Regions from separate parts of the Homo sapiens genome. Here region 2 is linked to region 1. The links are chromatin loops, found by intact Hi-C in ENCODE. Cell type or tissue: HCT116. All regions are shown on one strand. Each heading gives the region's core, and the rest is flanking DNA. Links, peaks and the distances in the headings are about the cores only.

Region 1 (10,595 bases), core at 530-8,529:
GGTTATTTGAGCTTAGTGAGAATGGTGGGCGTTTTGCCTGTGAATGTCACTGTCACAGGCACAGTGCCGAGCTGGAGCGGGGCTAATTGCCTGACAGCTTTGGCCGCCCCAGGTTAGTCGGCACTTCCAATCCTGTGTGCAGGGTGACCTGGAAAAGAAGACAGGGCAAGTGAGGGTGGGAGAGGCTGCCGCAGGGACCCTGAGGGCTCTGACAGCACCGCAGACACCGGCAGGATCCCCTGCTGGCTCCAGGGCCATCCATGCAATAGCTCAGGGCTGCTGTGGACTGTTGAATATTACGTCCCCCAGTATTCCTAATTAAAGGCTATGTTGGTTTGCACCTCTTTCCTCATAATAAGAATCACCCAGCTGACTGGTTCCTCATTTTGCCAGAGCTGCCACAGCTGGGCAAAGTAGACGCCATCACAGGAGCACGGCTCTCACGCACTGGCTCCCGTGGTTACATATTTGTGTCTACTTTCTAGCCATGACCTTCTTTCCTTTCCTATTAAACCCATTCTATTAACTGTGAGGAATTATAGCCAACCTCTTATTTTTTGGATTAAAAAAAGCTTATCTGTTCATTGGTAGAGATGGTGTCTTGTTCATTCCCCAGGCTGGTCTCAAACTTCTGGGCTCAAGCGATTCTCCTGCCATGGCCTCCCAAAGTACTGGAGTTACAGGCGTGAGCCACCATGTCAGGCCAAGCCTAAGCCTATCTTTTTTTTTTTTTTTTTTTTTTTTGAGATGAAGTCTCGCTCTATCACCCAGGCTGGAGTGCAGTGGTGCGATCTCGGCTCACTGGAAGCTCCGCCTCCCGGGTTCATGCCATTCTCCTACCTCAGCCTCCTGAGTAGCTGGGACTACAGGCACCCGCTACCATGCCCAGCTATTTTTTTTTTGTATTTTTAGTAGAGACAGGGTTTCACCGTGTTAGCCAGGATGGTCTCGATCTCCTGACCTCGTGATCCGCCTGCCTTGGCCTCCCAAAGTGCTGGGATTACAGGCGTAAGCCACCGCGCCCGGCCATAAGCCTATCTTTTAGGTTGCCACAAATCCCTTTTGCAAATGAGTAGAGGATCGAATCGATCAATCAGTGATTGATGTAGACTCCTCAATATTCAGGGCCACAAAACAGGACCTTGCTCCCCACACTCCAACTCCCCATCCCAAGGGGAGGAGGACTCTACTAAGACGAAGGATGGCACCTCCGTGTTTCTCCCTTCCTCACACCCTCCTGGGCTCTCATTCTTGTCTCTCTCTGTTTCAGGCCTCCTGAGCTACCAGCACTCCCCAGGGACTGAGCTCAGTCCTGAGGTCTGCGTCTCCAGAAGCTGCCACCTTAGGGCCCCTGGGTGTCCCAAGTGAACAGGTTAGAACGGAACGCCTCCAGGAAATGTCCAAGGCAGGCCAGTTGATAAGCTCTGTCTGGGAAGGCTCTGTGGTCAGCTTCTTTATGGCCCACTCTGCCCAAGGGCACTGCAGAGACCTGTGGCAAACAGTTGGGAGCAGCCAGACCAGGTCCGGCCCTGGGGAGGTGTGTACCTGCACGTTGCGGTTGAGGCTGAGGGCTGGCATGAAGACCCCGTCCACGTGGCTGAAGGCTGTGGGGCCCTGCTGCTGCCCGTTGATGAAGAAGGTGAGAGTGTGCTTATTCAGGTCCAGCAGCACGCCCACGGTGGCCCCCTTGCACACGCCACCTTCCGTCCTGGGAAGAGAGTCCCCAGGAAGACCATCACCACACCCAGCCTGGGATGTAGGTGATAACTCAGGAGAATTATTTACTTATTTAGAGACACGGTCTCACTCTGTCACCCAGGCTGGAGTGCAGTGACGCCATCTCGGTGCACAACAGCCTCGCCCTCCCAGGCTCAGGAGATCCTCCCACCTCAGCCTCCCGAGTAGCTGGGACTACAGGCGCATGACATGAGACCCAGCTAATTTTGTTTGTGTTTTTTGTAGAGATAGGAGTCTCACTATGTTACCCAGGCTGGTCTTGAACTCCTAGGCTCAAGCGATCTTCCCATTTTGGACTTCCAAAGTGCTGGGATTAAAGGCATGAGCCACTGTACCCGGCCAAGAAAATTATATATAGGATGCTGGGAACAACCTCACTTAAACATAGTCCCCAAGGTGGTGGTGAGGTGCTCTCCTGGGCACATGAGCCTTCTCTCACAGTGGACACACCTTGTTAACAGGCCATGATGAAGACTCCCCTAGAGGAACACCTCCAGGCTGTTCAACCCCCTCTTTCTGACAGCATCTGGGATCTGCGCACTAGAAAATTCGGGTTTTGATGAGAAGGTCCCATTTGAAACTGTGGAGCATGGAGAATGGGTAAGAAAGGCACCTTTTCCTGCCAAAGAAAATAACTGACTTGGCGCCCTTTTCTGTTTTAGGCAAGTGAGGATGCTGAGGTCGATGAAGATGTGGACATCCAGGCCTTCAGGAAATTTTGAAAGGCCCCTACTCAACATTGGCTCATCTTCCCAGAAACATCCTAGGGTCCCTCAAAAAGCAGCGTATGGCAGGCAGAAGGGTGCTGAAGTTGAAATCAAGTCCTCTGTCGCAGTCATTATCCCTCAGGTGACCAATAGCGGAACGTTGAGAATGTCCATTGTGCTCTTGATCAGTGTTGGCAACGTCGTACTTTGTAGGTGGTAAGAATTCACATCCACTCGGTGGAAGTGAATCTATAATAAAAGTAAGGAACATGCTCCCAAGGGGGGGCTTGGCTGACCACATCTTCTCCCATGGGCCGAATCCTGCAGACTCTCCTTCCCTTCCTTGAGGTGGTTTTTTGTTTTAGAGTGGCTGTTTCTCCCTGTGGCCCAGGCAGTGGTGCAATCATGGCTCACCGTTGCCTGGAACCCCTGGGCTCAACGGATCCTCCCACCTCAGCCTCCCGAATAGCTGGGACTGAAACGCCTAACCTTTTTACTCTAACTTGTTACTTTGAATTTTGTCCTGCTTGTCTCTTTAATCACCTAGCCTTGCTTCTCATGTAAATAAGACTCTCTCTAGCTGGGAAGGCTGGACAAACTCCAATTGACCTTTTAATTTACAAGACACTAAAGGCTCCTCACCTAACCCCCTTCCGTAAGGAGTTGGCCTGGGTAAACAGATCCTCAGCATTTCAAAAGAGCCCAATTAACTGATAAGGTACTAACACCAACAATGTATGAAGTTCTTAGGATTTTTCTCTAAGAGATAACAACATAAAACCTTGAGTTCGTGTCCGGCATAGACCTTATATCTAATTATAATGAAAGATTTAGAACCTTGCACCTGGTACCGTTGCTCTTCTTGTAACTATTTGTCTTTCAAGTTGTTTATCTCTCTGTAACTATTTTGCTTCTTTTGATTCTTGCATGTTTTTACTTCTGTAGAATTATTACATTTGAGTCCCCCTCCCCTTCCTAAACCTAAGTATAAAAGTTAATCGAGCTCGTTACTCGTGGCCGAGAGAATTTTGAGCATTAGCTGTCTCTTTGGCCACCGGCTTAATAAAGGACTCTTAATTCGTCTCAAAGTGTAGCGTTTCCTTAACTCGCCTAGGTACAACAGGACTACAGGCACACACCATGCCCGGCTAATTTTTAAATTATTTTATAGAGACGAGGGCCTCACTATGTTGCCCATGCTGGTCTTGGACTCCTGGGCTCAAGGGATCCTCCTGCCTCAGCCTCCTGAGTAGCTGAGACCACAGGCTTGAGCCACCGCGCCCGCTCAGGGCTGAGGTCTTAGCCTTAACCTTAGCAGCGCCACTCTGCTAAGAAAACCATGTTTGTCCTTCCAGATTGATAATGAGTTGATCTGCTGGACGCTGCTGGTAGGGCAGAGGGAAGGTGAGCAGCGAGGATTCACGACAGGAAGTCCCGAGGAGGACTTGGTGGGCGGCCCAGACAGGTGTTTCCGGAGAAGGCAGGGTTTCCCCCGAGGGTGCCCGGGGCGGGATCCGGCAGGTGGGAGAAGGAAACTAAAACCGCACTGTTGATGCTATTTGGACACCGACCACCGGGTGGCGGTAGTGACCCATGGGAGGTGCAGGAATGAGTCCAACCTAAGCAAAGCCTCAGGCCCCCAGTCAGCTCTGGGGTCCAACTTCCCGGCTGCCTCGGCTTCCTCCCAGATAGCGCTTACCCTACCCGATCCACATCCGAGGGTGGGAGGACATGCAGACAGGGGCAGGTTCTCTCTACCTTCTCATGGCCTCACTTCCCTTCTGCTTTTCTTACTGAGGTGGCACCAAGGGGCTGTCAAAGACAGCAAAGGCCCAAGAAGTGCTCCGCAGCCCTTGGGAGGGGTGTGGTGGCCAATGGCCAGGAGAGCTGGGGAGTCTGCACCACACAAACCAAGGCTGGGGTCCTGGGCTCAACCCTGACAGTATCAACTAGCCGCGTGACCCGAGCCGTTGTCTGACCTTCCTAAGCCCAGGCTTTTTAATATATATATTAAACAAACAAACAAAATATATATATATATATATATTTTTTTTTTTTGGTAGAGAGGAGGGTCTCACTATATTGCCCAGGCTGGTCTTGAACTCCTGGGCACAAGCGATCCTCCTGCCTCGGCCTCCCAAGTAGCTGAAACTACAGGTACACAGCACCATGCCTGGCTAATTTTTAAAATTACTATTATTTACAGAGACAGGGTCTCACTAAGTTGCCCAGGCTGGTCTCAAACACCTGGGCTCAAGCAATCCTTCTGCCTCGGCCTCCTTAAGTGCTGGGATTGCAGGTGCAAGCCACCATTCCAGCCTAAGCCCCAGTTTTATAATCTGTAAAATGGCAACAATAATAGTACCTTTGCAAGGATTAAATGAGCTCAGATACATCGAGTGCTTCCTACAGCATTGAGCACAAGTAAGGGTTTGATAAATGCTTCTTGTTATCACTCCTGCCAGCAAACAGGGTATCTGGGTGCCAGTTTGGTTTAAGCAAGCAGAGACGGAGCTGATGGGCCTGGACTTGGCCCCTCTGTGGGTGGGAGGGAGAGTGGCCAGCCTGCAGTGTCCGGGCAGAGGCACAGAGCTGCCCGCCTCTTCCCCAGGACTCAGGAGAGAAGGGGCCCTGCCTACAAGCAAAGAGGCAAGCAGATGGGGTCCTGAGGGCCCTCAGGCAAGTCCCTGGCCCAGATTAGACGTGGCTTCCCTGAGAAAGAAGAAGCTGGTCCTTCCTCTGCGGGAAGGTGCCCCAGGGGCTGTTATAGGAGCTGCAGGTGGGCCCAGAGCACTGAGAGCCTCCGGGTCAATTTTGCCTGGGGCTGGGGCCCAGCGAAGTCAAGGTCAGCTCTTGAAGTTCCTCACCCCTTCCTGCTGGGGAGATGGCCCTTAGCAGACCAGGAGCAAGGCTCCATAGCAAGGAGGTGGCTTCAGGTGGCTGCAACTTGCAACTCTCCATTTCTGGCCTTGGGGATTCTTCACCCCCACGTCCATCCCCACATGCTGGCCAGGTGTGAGCACAAAATCCCTGGGAGAGGAGAAAGAGTACAGAGCTATGGTGCAGGGGTGTTGGGGGGGCACTGCCTTCTTTGTGTCTGAGGAGAGAGACCAAGGCACCCTAGAGAAGCCCAGGCCTCAGGGGCAGCCCTGGAGGACCCATCCCCATCTGCCCTCCTAACAGAGGTCCCAGTAGTTTCACAGGCCAGGACCTGAGTCTCCTGTGTCCATGCTGGTGACCCTACTCCCAGGGCCAGTCTCAGGGCAAAGCCACAGCTGTGGGCACCCTTGGCAGGCTCGTTAGTAGTGAGCACCCCAGCCATGCCCTCTGCTACTGCCCTGTCAAGGGCCCGGCCCTGCCGAGGCTCAAGCCCACATGAGACCAGGGCAGTGGCCAGGATCACTGCAGGCAAGTTAGTGGCAATGACCTGGTCACAGCTGTGAGGACACCAGCCCCAGTGGTGCCCATTAACACCCTGCAGCAACCCAAGCTTGGGTTGACAGTTGAAAAGGAAAGTGAAGCCGTACCAGAAAGAAAACTACGAGCTCCATATCCCAGCAGAGGACCACCGTGTGGCCCGCTGGGTAACTTGGGAGACCCATCTGTGCGGGTGCTGTGAGAGTCACCATAACATACCCTCATCTGGGCTGCAGGCCAGTTCTATATGGGCAGAGTGAAGGCCTCCTAGAAAATGGAGACCAAAGTGGCTGAAAATACCTCCTCTCAATTCCTCCTGGCTTTGGGGACAGCAGAAGGGACACTGGTCTTCAGGACCCTCATTCCCAAACAACCTGTGTCCACGGGAGGCAGGATGGGGCCCAATCGCACCTGTTGGTGTGGGAGTTGCAGTGCATGAACCAGCTGCGGTTGTTGTCCACATACATGGCCCAGGCCTTGTCATCCTTGCCCAGCATCATGTCCTTGACCACGCTGGCCCTGGCCACCCCGAAGGCGGGGTCTGGGTGGTTGTCGTACCGGTCCACGTGCAGCTCCCAGTAGTGCACGCCCTTGGAGAACGCAGCTGTGCCCAGCACCACCCGGTCGTCATAGCTGCTGCAGGTGGCTGTCTGGTTGTCATTGGATAAAATGATGTCCCGATGCCCAGAGTTGGGGTCAAATGTGAACCAGGCCACTAAAAAGGGAGGAGGTGAGAGGAGCAGGGTCAGGGGATGGAATTTGCTAGTAGTTTCTAACCGGCTCAGAGACACAAACACATTCGCTTCTGTTAGAAAGTCGGCACCCAGAAGTGAAGGGTCTTTCCTGTATGATTACCACACACGTGCACACACACACAAACGTACACACATGCACACACTCCCTGCTCTGTGTTCATCCAAGTTGCCAGCCCTACGAGCCTGGCCTTGCCAAGGATTTTCAGGCCTCAAAACCTCAAATCTAGATGCATTTTCTGGTCTTGGTTTCTAAAACCCTTCCAAATGCTCACAGTTAGAAATACAGGAGGAAATAGCCTGGGAGCAGTGGTCCACGCCTGTAATCCCAGCACTTTGGGAAGCCGAGGTGGGTGGATCACCTCAGGTCAGCGGTTTGAGACCAGCCTGGCCAGCATGGTTAAACTCCGTCTCTACTAAAAATACAAAAATTCGTGGCCGGGCATGGTGGTTCACACCTGTAATCCCAGCACTTTGGGAGGCCGAGGCGGGAGGATCACGAGGTCAGGAGATCAAGACCATCCTGGCTAACACAGTGAAACCCTGTCTCTACTAAAAATACAAAAAAATTAGCCGGGCGTGGTGGCAGGTGCCTGTAGTCCCAGCCACTCGGGAGGCTGAGGCAGGAGAAAGGTGTGAACCTGGGAGACAGAGCTTGCAGTGAGCCATGATCACGCCACTACACTCCAGCTTGGGCGACAGATCAAGACTCTGTCTCAAAAAAAAAAAAAAAATTCGCTGGACATGGTGGTGGGCGCCTATAGTCCCAGCTGCTTGGGAGGCTGAGGCAGGACAATCACTTGAACAGGTTGGCAGAGGTTGCAGTGAGCCAAGATTGTGCCATTGCACTCCAGCCTGGGCAACAGAGTGGGACTTCATCTCAAAAAAAAAAAAAAAAAAGTACAGGAGGAAATCGATATTGATGAGCCACCTCATGGGTGGGAGATTTGAGACACAGAGAGGTGAAGTGATGTGGCCAAAATCACAAAGCTCAATTCTCCATTTTGCAGCCCATCAGGTGGTGCCCCCTTTTGCTCCCCAACCCCCCAGGTTGATAGAAGTGAGTCCCTTACTCTAAAGTCATGACCACAATGCACAGGGCAAGGACCGCTCATCTCTGGGCAGGCAGGAGAGTCTAGAGGCAGAAGCTAGCGAGCTCTCCTCTAGGGGTGTACAAAGTGACTCTGCAGGTGGCATCATTTTCAGAAAAGTGTCCCTGGCTGGGCCTTTTGACACCAGCATCTGCTCATGCTCCTACTCCTCCCTGCCTCTAGGAGACCATCCAGCTGTGGCAGTCAGAGGATGTGTGGACTAAATGATAACAATGAATGCACGATTTGCCCTCTTCTTGGAGGCAGTGGGGAGCTGGAAACTGCCTCTGCAGCCTGGGCTGGGCCACACCTGGGGGAGCAGAACTCTCTTTGGAATGTGATTCCTATTTCTCTCATTGCTCTCTGCTAAGAACTCAGATGATCAAAATTCCACTGAATTAATATCAACATGCTGTTGTTGCCCAAGACCTAAAAGGCTGCAGGTAGGTGTATAAATCACTGGATGTGAGCTCTGATGCTGGGGATTAAAGGGCACTTTTCCGCTGTGAGAAAGGCTCAAATGTAGGGACTGGTGTGGGCCCACTGCATCTATCGTGGAGTTTTCTTGTCTGGGACTGTCCTACTCACTCCTCAGCCCTTGAGAAGTGGGAGAAGTTTAGCCTCCCTTAGCTACTTCACATTTAGTCCAGCACAATGGGGTAAATGAATGTTTCTTTCGTGGCTTGTAGGCCATGTGGGTGCAGCAAAGAGCTGTGTGTGCAGAGCAGGGTGAGGCGTATGCACCTCAACCGGCCCCTCCGGCCCTGCACTTCCTCCCTCCCCCATCTTCAGCAGCTCATCCTTTCCCCTGGTCCACGGGATGAAATGTGGGTTGGCCCTAGGAGTCAATCTTTGTCCTTTGGGAGCCCGCCTGTGGTCCCAGAAGGGCACGCCCTTGGAGAACCCAGCCGTGCCCAGCACCACCCCCCACCCCTACCCCATCATCATAGCTGCCACAAGTGGCTGTCTGGTTGTCACTGGATAAAATGATGAATCTGTTCTTCCCACTAAGAGATCCCGATGCTCACCATCGGATGTCTGCAGGACGACAGTTTTACTGTAAGGCCCGACACCAGAAGAGTTGAAAGCTTTGACTCGGGCGTTGTAGGTGCTGTTGAAGTGAAGACCGTCGATGGTACACAAAGTCTCCTTACCGACGTACACTTCCTGAAAGAGAGCAATGCTGCTCACCAGGCTCCTCTAGCATTTGGAAAGCTCCTCTTAGCAAATGGCTTCTGGAAACACATTGACATTAAAAGTGCTGTTGCCAGGTGTAGTCCCAGCTACTCAGGAAGCTGAGGTGGGAGCATCGCTTGAGTCCAGCCTGGACAACATTGCAGGGCCCCATTTCTAAACAATTTTTGTTTTTATTTTTTTGAGGGACAGAGTCTTGCTCTGTTGCCAGGCTGGAGTGGAGTGGCGTGATCTCGGCTTACCAAAACCTCCGCCTCCCGAGTTCAAGTGATTCTCCTGCGTCAGCCTCCCAAGTAGCTGGAACTACAAGCATGCACCACCATGCCCAGCTAATTTATATATATATATATATATTTTAGTAGAGATGGGGTTTCCCTATTTGTTGGCCAGACTGGTCTCGAACTCTTGACCTCAGGTGATCCTCCTGCCTTGGCCTCCCAAAGTGCTGGGATTACAGGTGTGAGCAACCATGCCCAGCCAAAAAATTAAAAAAAAAATTCTTACCAAATAGAAGTTATTAAAAAGGGAAATTACATTCAGTCATGGCTGGCTCACAGAACTTGACCAACTTGGGCATGAATGCCTTACTACTGGCTGCCCGGCCCCTCTGCCTGCGAGGCGGCGAGGCGTGATGGGGTCCTGGTGAGGCAAGCTTCCTGGGTCTGCAGCCAGCCAGGATACTGACCAGGAACATCCTGACTCTGCCAAGGTCTACCTGGTCAACAAGACTATTGAGCCACGGGCACATCCACTTCTTTGTCTCCTCCCACACCTGAGGCTGGCATCTTCCACTCCTTAGCCCTCCTGGAGCTGCTGTTTTCTGGTCTTTCCAAAGGGTGAGACATTTCTGCATCTGGCCTCAAAGATACTTTTCTTTCTTTCCTTTTTTTTTTTTTTTTGAGACAGAGTCTTACTCTGTCACCCAGGCTGGAGTGCAGTGGTGTAATCTTGACTTACTACAATCTTTGCCTTCCAAGTTCAAGTGATCCTTGTGCCTCAGCCTCCAGAGTAGCTGGGACAACAGGCATCCGCCACCATGCCCGGGTAATTTTTGTATTTTAAGTAGAGATGGGGTTTCACCATGTTGACCAGGCTGGTCTCAAACTCCTGACCTCAAGTGATCCATCCGCCTTGGCCTCCCAAAGTGCTGGGATTACGGGTGTGAGCCACCGTGCCTGGCCCCCAAAGATACTTTTCTAAAGATTGATCTTGTTCTCCATTAGCTTCAAAGTTACCTTTGTCCTATTCAACCCCCCAAATGCATAGCCTTTTGCCTCTCCCATGTCATTATTTTCTGCTAATTAAATAATGTGGTCTAAGATCACAGCTAATCCATATAGGAGCCACAGCTCAAATCCAGGTCTGTCTGCATGCAACATCCACACTTTTCCTACTGTAAGACCCTCTTCCTTATAAACCCTAGCCCTTAGGTCTAGCTTTTGTTAGTGGCCATGTCTCAAAGAGGAGGGACCATTTTTAAGCTCTGTGGCTGCTTCTTTTAATATTTCCCAACAGCCTTTTCTTTCTTCCCATTTCAAAAATACTGGCTCTCCTCTTGGTTTCGGGTGGACGAGCTCTTTCAGTTCTTGGCTGATTTGCACAACAGGAGTGACTGGGGTCTGCACTCAGTGACCCGGCTCAAGCTATCTCATCTTACCTCCCTAATTGGCCCATATTCACATGGGACTCAGTAATTC
Region 2 (10,595 bases), core at 981-8,980, 200 kb after region 1:
GAGGAGAGGGAGGCAGTGTAACCTCTGACCACTGAACTGCACAGAGGTGGGTGCTCCAGGGGGATGTCACGTTGGCCAGCTGCTGTCACTGGCAAAGGGCATTCTGTTGCCCCTGGGAGTTGAGAATGACTGCATCAGTCAGATCCTAACGCAGTAGCAGGGAAGGCCAATGTGGGTCTTCTCCGAGTCTGATTGGGAGAGGAAGTGACACACTCGTTTCTTGGCGTCCAAAGTGAAAGCAGGTGGGGCCACTAGAATATGCAGTGCTGTTGCTTCATCAGGCACACTCAGGAGCGCCAGGGTAAATTCTGCAGGCTGCCCTGGTTGCCCCACAGATGCGATCCTCACTGGACTCAATGAGTAACGTCTGAGGTATGGGCATAACACAATTAAGGTGTTCTCAAAACTGGAAATCCAAAGCATCCGAGTGATGCTCTGAATCATGCGCCGTGTGGAAGGAATGTGCTGGCAGGCGCAGATCGCCGGCTGAGTGTTCCACTGAAATTAAACTCAAGTGCTGACTTCTCGTTTTTTACCTCCCCACCCCTTCCCTCAAGGTTGGTCTCCGCCAGCTGGACATGTCCTTGCTCTGCCAACTGTACAGCCTCTACGAGTCGATTCAGGAGTACAAGGGGGCATGCCAGGCAGCCTCCAGCCCAGACTGCACTTACGCTCTGGAGAACGGCTTCTTCGATGAAGAGGAGGAATATTTCCAGGAGCAGAACTCCCTGCACGACAGGAGGGACCGAGGCCCTCCTCGGGACTTGTCACTGCCTGTCTCCTCCCTCTCCAGCAGCGACTGGATTCTGGAGTCCATCTAGAGGGTCTTGGGAGGGATGTGACTGTTGGGAAGCCCTTCCTACTGGACACGCTGTCATCATTTGCTGCTTCTCTTGCAAGAAAGCACCTCCGTTGTGGACGGTCCTCGGGCACAGGGGATGAGCGCTACCAGTTTCATTTGTAGGCAGGGAGTTCTCCGCGGATGCATGGTGGCAGTCTGCTTTGATGGCAGCAGTTTCTGCTTAGGTGACCTAGAGGTCCTCAGCAGTATCCTCCACACCTATTTATTGAGGTGCACCTGCTGGGGATTCATAATGAGAATATAACAAGAGGATCTCGGTGAAAGGCCTTAGTGGGTGTTTTGTGTGAGGTGGCTTGTAGCTAGCTACTTCCTTACAGATGGTAGAGTATTCCAATCCTCTTTGTGTTAGGGTTCTTGCTTCCAGTTTGGGATGTATTAAAACCACCATTTCACTGCTTCCCTTCCTCAATATGCTCTGCAGCTTTTCTTGCTGTTTAAACCTCTCGCCTCAGCTTTATTTATTTGTAAGCTGCATTACTAACTGCCCAGTGATTCGGTGAAAGCTTTTTACTGAAAAAGTTAACATTTCTAGTCATCCCAATCAACTGGCTTTTTTCAACCAAAATTTTATATCATTCTTTGTCTATCAGATACGAGAGGAAGGAAGATAATACGAAGACATGTTGAATAGTGAAAAAAAAAAAAAGAACACAAAAACTGGGGCAAGCCAATGTGATGTATCACTCACTGTAAGATGGCAAATGTTTTCATTTTTAAGATTCCGAATGTAAACTAGTGTGCTAGAAAGCAAACCACCCGCCACTCAAACCAGTAATTACCTTAAGCCTTAATATATTTATTAAAATACTTTATGAGAACATTACACTTTGTAGGTTAAAAATGAGGATAAAATGCTAAACTATCTGTGTCATGTGTTATTTTATTCTGAATTTGGAATCATCAACTTTCATGACTTGAATGCATTGAGTCCAGTCAAATAATGAAAGAAAATTAGTTTGTTTTTCTGCCACTAAATGCATTTGAAACAAGATTGACTCTGTTGAGCTTAAGGAATCGTTTTAGCAAGAGTAGATCACCATTTACAGCTGGTTCTCAGTGCTCTTTTTTTTCTTTGAGACGGAGTCTAGCTCTGCTGCCTAGGCTGGAGTGCAGTGGCACGATCTTGGCTCCCTGCAACCTCTGCCTCTCTGGGTTTAAGCAATTCTCCCACCTCAGCCTTCCGAGTAGCTGGGATTACAGGCGCCTGCCACCACGCCCAGCTGATTTTTGTATTTTTAATGGAGATGGGGTTTCACTGTGTTGTCCTAGCTGGTCTTGAACTCCTGACCTCGTGATCCACCCGCCTCGGCCTCCCAAAGTGCTGGGATTACAAGTGTGAGCCACCATGCCTGGCTGCTCTTCTGTCTTTGAATGCTGCAGACTCCTTCATCTTTCTTTTGGTGTGATAATTGCTCACTAGAGCGTCCTTCAGGTTAGGGAGAGGAAGGCACCTCAATGTCATGCATCGCCAAGTGTTAACCTGTCAAGTACACCCTGGGTCAGGAACTGGGGTGAGATACAGAGAAGGAGGAATACGCCTGCTTATTTCCTCTGTTGAAAGGAGTTAAAATGAGAGGTGGCAATTAATTGCCTTCAGCACATAACTGGTCAGTGGGGACAAGAAAATTAAAAGCAGTTAAGACCAACAGAGTTAAGTCTGGATCACTTGCAGGAAGTTCCTTTGAGGCTGTTCCATGCTTACAGTGAGTTGAACCTTTAGATCAGCTGTTCTTGAACCTGGCCACTTTAAGAATCACCTGGGGAATGTTTAGAAAAATACTGATGCCTAGGGCTGGGCGCGGTGGCCCACGCCTGTAATTCCAGCACTTTGGGAGGTCAAGGCAGGCACATCACAAGGTCAGGGGATTGAGACCATCCTGGCCAACATTGTGAAACCCCGTCTCTACTAAAAATACAAAAATTAGCCAGACATGGTGGTGCGTGCCTGTAGTTCCAGCTACTCGGGAGGCTGAGGCAGGAGAATCACTTGAACCCAGGAGGCAGAAGTTGCAGTGAGCCGAGATCGTGCCACCGCACTCTAGCCTGGTGACAGAGTGAGACTCCATCTCAAAAAAAAGAAAAAAAAGAAAAATACTGATGCCTGGGCTCCAGCACCCTGCATGCCTAGTCTGGATTTAAGTAGGAGTGAGGCGTGGGCGCCTCTATGGATCGAGGAAGCCTCCCAGGTGATTCTAATGTGTAGAAATGTTGAGATACAGTCCTTCAGCTACATAGTGTTCAAAGCGTGGTGCGTAGATCAGACATGGACAATCTCAAAGCACCCCAGCCTTGCTGAATCAGCCCCTGCCTCTTAAGATGCCTCTGATGATTCCTTTCACAAAGCTTGGGAAGCAGCTTTCTGTCGGCCCAGTGCCTAGCACTTGGAGACCACCTCTCCATAGAGGGCTACCAGGATCTCCTTCAGCACTGCGGAAGAGTGGGCCCCAGGGCATGATTAGGAGACCCCAGTCCTTTCAGAATGGGTCAACAATAGCAAGGGAGTGAAGCTCGAAGGACAAGTTCAGGCTTGGGGGAACTCATGGTTCAGAATGGCTCCCTTCCCTGGGTTGCTGCCTCTAGGCTGTTCTGGAACTGCAGTGATTCATTGTGCTTTTGAGTTTTGGGGCTTTCATCTCACTATTGCTGGATAGTCTGTCAGAGTTAGAAGTGGAATGAGTCGAGGCAGGCCAGGGGCCTCTCCCTTGCTGCTGGGAAGGGCCAGCACATTCCTCGTTCCTATGATGAAGATGCACGTGTATACAATAACCACCACATTTCTTGGTACTCCACTTAAAACATGTAAATAACCCGAAACTGTTACTCCAAGTATAATGTGAATACAGCTTGGCAAGGAATTTAATATTTGCAAAACTATAAAATGTTTTGTAATATAATTTCTTTATAAAAGGTGTCCTTTATTGCCACCTGGTATAAATCATATTATTGCCACCTCAGAGTGGGACTTTCTCTGCTATTCTTGAGGTTATACTCAGTGCCCAACAGAGAGATGGTAAGGCAATCCCGCATTAACTGATGAAAGCTGAAAGAACCATGATTTATTCTGTAAGGCAAAGCACATAGTAGTCAAAGCAGAGTCGATAGCTTTCCACAGCATATGTGCAGTGAACCCAGAATTGTTAATAATTCAAGCCTTGCAATCCACAGATAAGGTGCAGTTCCTCTGTGTCCCTAGTAGAATTCGTATTCAACTAATCGACTTGTCGCTTTCATTTGTCCCAACCTAGGCTGATATAACTTTTTCAACTAATATTTAATTTAGCACTTCTCCGGGTCACATTGGTCCAGGCACCAAGAATAACATGAAGAGCCTTGGGCAGATGTGGCAGTTACACAAACAGCCCAACCCATATGGTTAAGTATTACCATAATAACATCTGAGTCAGCTTTGAAGGATGCATAAGTTCTTTACAAGGAAGAGTGAGAAGCCTGACAGAGTGGCATAATCAAACTCCCACCCAGACTTTTATGTCTAGTGTTGTATTTCATAAAACATTTTCATTGCCTTTTTTTTTTTTTTTTTTTTTTTTAGACAGAGTCTCTGTTACCAGGCTGGAGTGCAGTGGCGCGATCTTGGCTCACTGCAGCCTCTGCCTCCTGGGTTCAAGTGGACATTTTCATTTCTATCATGAAAACACAGGTTAAATGATTTGCTGAAGGTCATGGCTAAATACAGGCAGAGCTGGAGTTCCTTCTCAGATGCAGTTTGTGCTCCGTCTGCATTTAAGGCACAGGCAAGTGCTGCAATATAATCTAGAGAGATTGTCGAGTATAACCCTTTAATCTTATGTGACAGTGCTTTACTATTTAATGATTTATTGTGTAATTTAAAAAAAATCAAATCTTGGTCTGACTTCCATGTGGACAGGCCTAGTTTCTTTCAGATCCTGTTGTTAGGAATATATGCCAAGTGTGTAGATGATGGGAAGGCTCTACAGCATCTTAAGTCACTTCGCCGTAGGTGAGTTGGCCATTTCATGTCATCTTTCTGCCCAAAGAAAACTTCAAAAATCTAAACCTCCAAGCATGTACGGTCTTCTTGTCTTCATGATTGAGTATATTTTCAGCTCAGAGAGATTTATTCTATTGGGAGGTAATAGAGGTTATGATAACCTCTGGAAGATAACATCTGGAAGTTGCACCTGATGAACAGCTGACCCCTGCTGGATGACGGTTTCATGAGAGTGAAAAAGCTACAGGAGTGTGGGCCTTCCCGCCACCTAGTATGGGCCTTGGAAACAGCTTCACCAAACAGCCTGGCTGATCCCTCTGTTCTAGCCAATTGTGATAGGAATGCATTACTTTTCCACCGTACCTCAGCCCTCCCAACTTCTCTGGCCACTGGTAAAGTAAAGACAAGTTCCTAAAGCCCAGCTTCCTACCTAGTTCTCCTGACTGATCCCCTGGAGAACTTAAACAAACAAGCTCGGCATCTATAGAATGTTGAGCAAAGGTCGGGTGCGGTGGCTCGCACCTGTAATCCCAGCACTTTGGGAGGCCGAGGCGGGGGGATCACAAGGTCAGGAGTTCGAGACCAGCCTGGCCAATATGGTGAAACCCCGTCTCTACTAAAAATACAAAAATTAGCTGGGTGTGGTGGCAGACACTTGCAGTCCCAGCTACTCGGGAGGCTGAGGCAGGAGAATCGCTTGAACCCAGGAGGTGGAAGTTGCAGTGAGCCGAGATAGCGCCACTGCACTCCAGCCTGGGCGACAGAGCGAGACTCCGTCTCAAAACAACAACAACAACAACAACAACAAAAAATGTTGAGCAAGGCCAGCAAAGCAATCTTAGCAAAAATAAAAGCATGAAGCAATACTAAGGAAGATGTTATAGCCTAGGATGCAGATGCCCAAGTCAAGGAGAGGACAGTGGTAAATGCTAACTGGAAAATTTTGTGTCCTCAATTTCAGGGAGAAGCTCAATGGCCCCATCTTAATGTTTCCCATTCTATCTCCAAGATAGAGAAGCTCTAATAAGCTTAGTGAGGAATGGAGCCCCAGAAACCATTATATCAGGAAAGTAGATTTTGGTGGGAGGGGCGCTTGCATTATAAATAGGCATGGTAAAAGGAACAGTCACCATACAGCCAGAGAGCTCTCCCCAGTTCCTCCAGGGCACAGCCTAAGAGATGGGAAATTAGGACTCAACAACTTTGATCAGTTTTGTTCTAGTTAAGGAAAAAGAGCACCTTATCTTTCATTTTATTTCTTTTCTTGCCCTTAGGATGATGAGATGTCAGAGTGGGGCTCAGGGAGAAAGGGTGAAAGAGGAGACCATTTAAGATGGTATCTAAGCCTGGGCAACGTGGTAAAACCCCTTCTCTACAAAATACACAAAAATTAGCCAGGGATGGTGGTGCATGCCTGTAGTCCCAAGTACTCAGGGGGCTGCGGTGGGAGGTTCTCTTGAGCCCCGGAAGGTGGAGGTGGCAGTGAGCCGACATTGTGCCACTGCACTCCAACGTGGGCGACAGAGCAAGATGCTGACTCAAAAAACAAATACATAAATTTTTTTTTTAAGACGGAATCTTGCTCTGCCACCCAGGCTGGAGTGCAGCAGCGCGATCTTGGCTCACTGCAACCTCCGCCTCCCGGGTTCATGCGATCCTCCTGCATCAGCCTCCTGAGTAGCTGGGATTACAGGCACGTGTCACCAGGACCGGCTAAGTTTTTTTGTATTTTTAGTAGAGATGGGGTTTCACCCTGTTGTCCAGTTTGGTCTTGAACTCCTGACCTGAAGTGATCCACCCGCCTTGGCCCCCAAAGTGCTGGAATTACAGGCGTGAGCCACTGCGCCCAGCCTAAATAATTTTTTTTTTTTTTAAAGATGGTATATGGAACATTGTGTTAAAGTGGAAAGAAAGCTCGTTAGAAATTCCTAAGTCCAGCACAATGGTAGGAAGGCCCCAGGGATCTGAGGTTGCAGGGCAAGCTAGCAATCCTACCTGTTTGTTTGGTGTGTCCCTGTGCATACGTGCTTCAGGAATCTAGATGGAGAGGTCTGGAGAATGAGGGTGGGTGCTCACTAACCAGGCTCAACTCACAGTTAACTGTGATTACAAGCATGTCATGACCAGCAACCTCTCAACTGGGTACTGGTCCTTTTTGGGACTGATCCCCAAAGTTCTTGCTCTGTTTGCCTTTTCTGGCAGAAACATGAGGAAAGGCAGGTTCAGCTCAATACCCCTCCAGTCATACACCATCATCAAGTGACTTCTCTTGACAAGCTTCTATCAGACACACCCTGAATGACTGTCTCATTGGTCAGAAACCTGTACAGGCTCAGCCACCCTTACCAACTCATTTTCATGTGCAGAAAGCTCAAATTGGAAGGAGCTCCAACATAAGACCTGGAAGTTGAACTTGTCTCCACTTGGTGCTGGAGAAAGAGTCCAAAAATGCCCCATAGGGTAGGAGACATGTTCTAGACCAGAGCTATGTTTTATCATACATTTATTAAATTGATTGATATTATTTACGTACCCTTTGTTCCTAAAATTATTCCAGGATGCTTTATAAAATTCATATAACACCAAATGCAATTTTAAGAACTGTGGGTTTAGAATTAGGACAAAGGGAATACAAGGGCAGGACAGATAAGATGAAACCACGTATAAAATCAGCACAAGCAGCGCTGGCTGTGAGAAGGACAAGTAGTCATATTTGTTTGCAGAATGTAAATGAGTCAGGTACTGACCTTGAATGCAAATTAAGGACCATAGATAGATGGTAAATGCTCAGCTCTAGAGCAGGTGTTTGCTTGGTTTCTCTGTCAAAGGTGTCCAAGTAAGGTGACTTCTGGAAAACAGGGAAGCATTAGAGTGGCTTTCTTTAAATGTTGCAAGGGAATCTTTAGCATTGTATCAAATCCACCTCTTGACCAGTGTGGGAATCTCCATCACAGACATCCGGCCATAGCTCTGAGGGCAGGTGGCTCACTGCATTTTGAGGTGCCTTTCAAAAAGCTTCCTGCAATGCCCTGAAATCTGCCTTTCTGTAACTTTGATGAAGCTGCAGATAAAGGGTTCTGCTCCCTTGCAGAGTCTTGCTCAAATTTGGGAGGGTGTGTGGATGGGTAGGTTGGCAGGGATACTACTAGCCAGATGATTTTGTGAGAGGCTGAAAAATGCCCCCCCCAAAGATCTCTGGGATTTGTAAGTGTGACCTTACTTGAAAAAAGGGTCTTTGCAGAGGTTATTAAGGATCTTGACTTAGGAAGATTATTCTGAATTATCCAGGTGGGTCCTAAATGCCATCACAAATGTCCTTATAAGAAAGAAGCAGAGGGAGGCTGGGTGTGGTGGCTCACACACCCAAAGTAATCTGAGCACTTTGAGAGGCCGAGTGGGGAGGATGCTTGAGCCCAGGAGTTCAAGACCAGCCCGGGCAACATGGTGAAACCCCATCTCTGTTAAAAAAAAAAGGATTAGCTGGACATGGTGGGTGCATGCTTGTAGTCCCAGCTACTCAGGAGGCTGAGGTGGGAGGGTCACTTGAACCCGGGAGGTCGAAGCTGCCGCAGTAAGCCATGATCACACCACTGCACTCCAATCTGGGTGAGAGAGCAAGACCCTGTCTCAAGAGAAGGAGAGAGAGAAAGAGAAAGAGAAAGAGAAAGAGAAAGAGAGATTTGACTCACACCGAGATGATGTGAAGATGGAAGAGAGATTAGAATGATGCGGCCACAAGCCAAGCAATGGCAGCAGCCACAGAAAGCTGGAAGAGGTAAGGAATGAATTCTCCCCTAGAGCCTCCAGTGGGGAGTATGGCCCCACCAACAACTTGATTTGGGCCCAGTGAAACTGATTTTTTACTTCTTGACTCCATAATTGGTGAGAATGAATGTGCTGTTTTAAGCCACCCAGCATGAGGTCATTTGCTTCTGCAGCTGCAGGAATCTCATGCAGATTTCTGCGCACCTCTATGTTCTCTCCCCTCAGTCCTTCATCTGCCATGATGGCCATCCTCACTCAGTTTGCACCATAGTCACTCAATCTACATCATCATCTTTCAATCTGCACCATCCTCACTCAGTCTACACAATCATCACTCAGTCTATGCACTCATCACTCAGTCTACACAATCTTCACTCAGTCTATACACCATCATCACTCAGTCTGTATCATCGTCACTCAGTCTATGCAATCATCACTCAGTCTACACAATCATCACTCAGTCTATGCACTCATCACTCAGTCTACACAATCTTCACTCAGTCTGCATCATCATCACTCAGTCTACACATCATCACTCAGTCTACACCATCATCACTCAATCTACATCATCATCTTTCAATCTGCGCTATCATCACTCAGCCTACACAATCTTCACTCAGTCTACACCATCATCACTCAGTCTACACAATCATCACTCAGTCTGCACTGTCATCACTCAGTCTACACAATCATCATCAGTCTGCATCATCATCACTCAGTCTACACCATCATCACTCAGTCTGTACCATCATCACTCAGTCTGCACCATCGTCACTCAATCTACATCATCATTTTTCAATCTGCACAAGCATCACTCAGTCTATGCAATCATCACTCAGTCTACACCATCATCACTCACTCATTGTACACCATCATCACTCAGTCTACACAATCATCACTCAGTCTGCAATATCATCACTCAATCTGTGCTATCATCACTGAATGTATGCCATCATCACTCATTCTACACAATCATCACTCAATGTGCACCATCGTCACTCAGCCTATGCCATCATCACTCAATCTGCACAATTATCACTCAGTCTACACCATCATCACTCACTGTACGCCAACATTACTCAATCTACAGACCCAGCACATTATTCAAACTCCTCCAATACTCTCAGAAAACTTCCTGATGGGTTCTTCTAGCTGACAAGCATCTTCTAGGGATACTGTGGGGATTAAACAAGCTGATACTTTTAAAGCCCTTAAAATGGTGCCTGGCACAAAGTAGATAGTATATATAAATATTTGTTAAATTGGATAAAGAAATAGAATCCTGTTTTGCCTACCAAGGTTCTTGCGTTTATAATGCTCTTCCTCTTTTGGATATTCAGGAGTGAGGGAATATTTTACATTTAGTCTTGGCTTAAAAAGACTAAATGTAAAAATTCCCCTTCAGAACGTTCCCAATTTTATAACTAAAGGTTGTGGTTGGAAGTGTTAGAGCCATGAAGTCTCACAGGTGTTCCACTAAGGAAAGAATACAGGAAAATGCTTGTTTCCTACCACAGCTTCTTCCCTTGGAGAAAAAAGGCTAAGATTTAAATCTGGTTCTGGTCATTTGAGTTCCTGTGTATTTAAAATTCTTTTGTTCTCTATTCCCTGTATTTGAAGAACAGTATATTATCCTCTTTCTCAATAAAGGAAGACAGACCGCACCCCCGCAGGGATCCACCATTAGAATACAAATAGAGACCCTCCATTAGACTAGGAGTGGAGACCAAGGCAGACCCAATTTTGTCACTACTTGTGTGACCTTGAGAAAATCCCTTAACTGTTCTTTATTTTATTTTATTTTATTTTATTTTATTTTATTTTATTTTATTTTATTTTATTTTTAAGATAAAGTCTTACTCTGTTACCCAGGCTGGAGTGCAGTGGCATGATCATGGCTTATTGTAGCCTCAAACTCCCAGGCTCAAGCAACCCTCCCACTTCAGCCTCCCAAGTAGCTGGTACCGCAGGCGTAGGCCACCACTCCTGGCTAATTTT

What was found. A loop is a pair of places that touch in the nucleus more often than their neighbours do. Peaks named below come from ENCODE experiments on the same cell type or tissue, not always from the same donor. Only the 100,000 strongest peaks of a DNase experiment are listed, where the experiment ranks them.
Region 2: it touches region 1 in a loop (15-fold over the local background); 10 of 110 quality-filtered maps call a loop at or near these places.

The regions. Positions count from the first base shown.
Region 1 is chr1:231,204,928-231,215,522 of GRCh38, reverse strand. TRIM67 (tripartite motif containing 67) reads right to left here. Exons shown (of 10, transcript NM_001004342.5): 7 at 8,733-8,871; 8 at 6,273-6,576; 9 at 1,546-1,708; 10 at 1-148. The coding sequence ends at 83. Among named protein-coding and RNA genes, the nearest start is that of TRIM67-AS1, 23 kb to the right of the region's middle. RefSeq lists enhancers at 38-147, 61-562, 3,598-3,657, 3,778-4,187. In HCT116, for the core only: a CTCF peak has its summit at 4,018 (motif pointing right); a DNase peak (open chromatin) is centred at 3,962; H3K4me3 peaks cover 920 bases; H3K27ac peaks cover 296 bases.
Region 2 is chr1:231,010,089-231,020,683 of GRCh38, reverse strand. It overlaps FAM89A (family with sequence similarity 89 member A), which reads left to right. Exons shown (of 2, transcript NM_198552.3): 2 at 558-1,726. The coding sequence ends at 821. It overlaps MIR1182 (microRNA 1182), which reads left to right and starts at 760; the gene lies at 760-856. In HCT116, for the core only: a CTCF peak has its summit at 5,004 (motif pointing left); no DNase peak of the experiment used is centred there.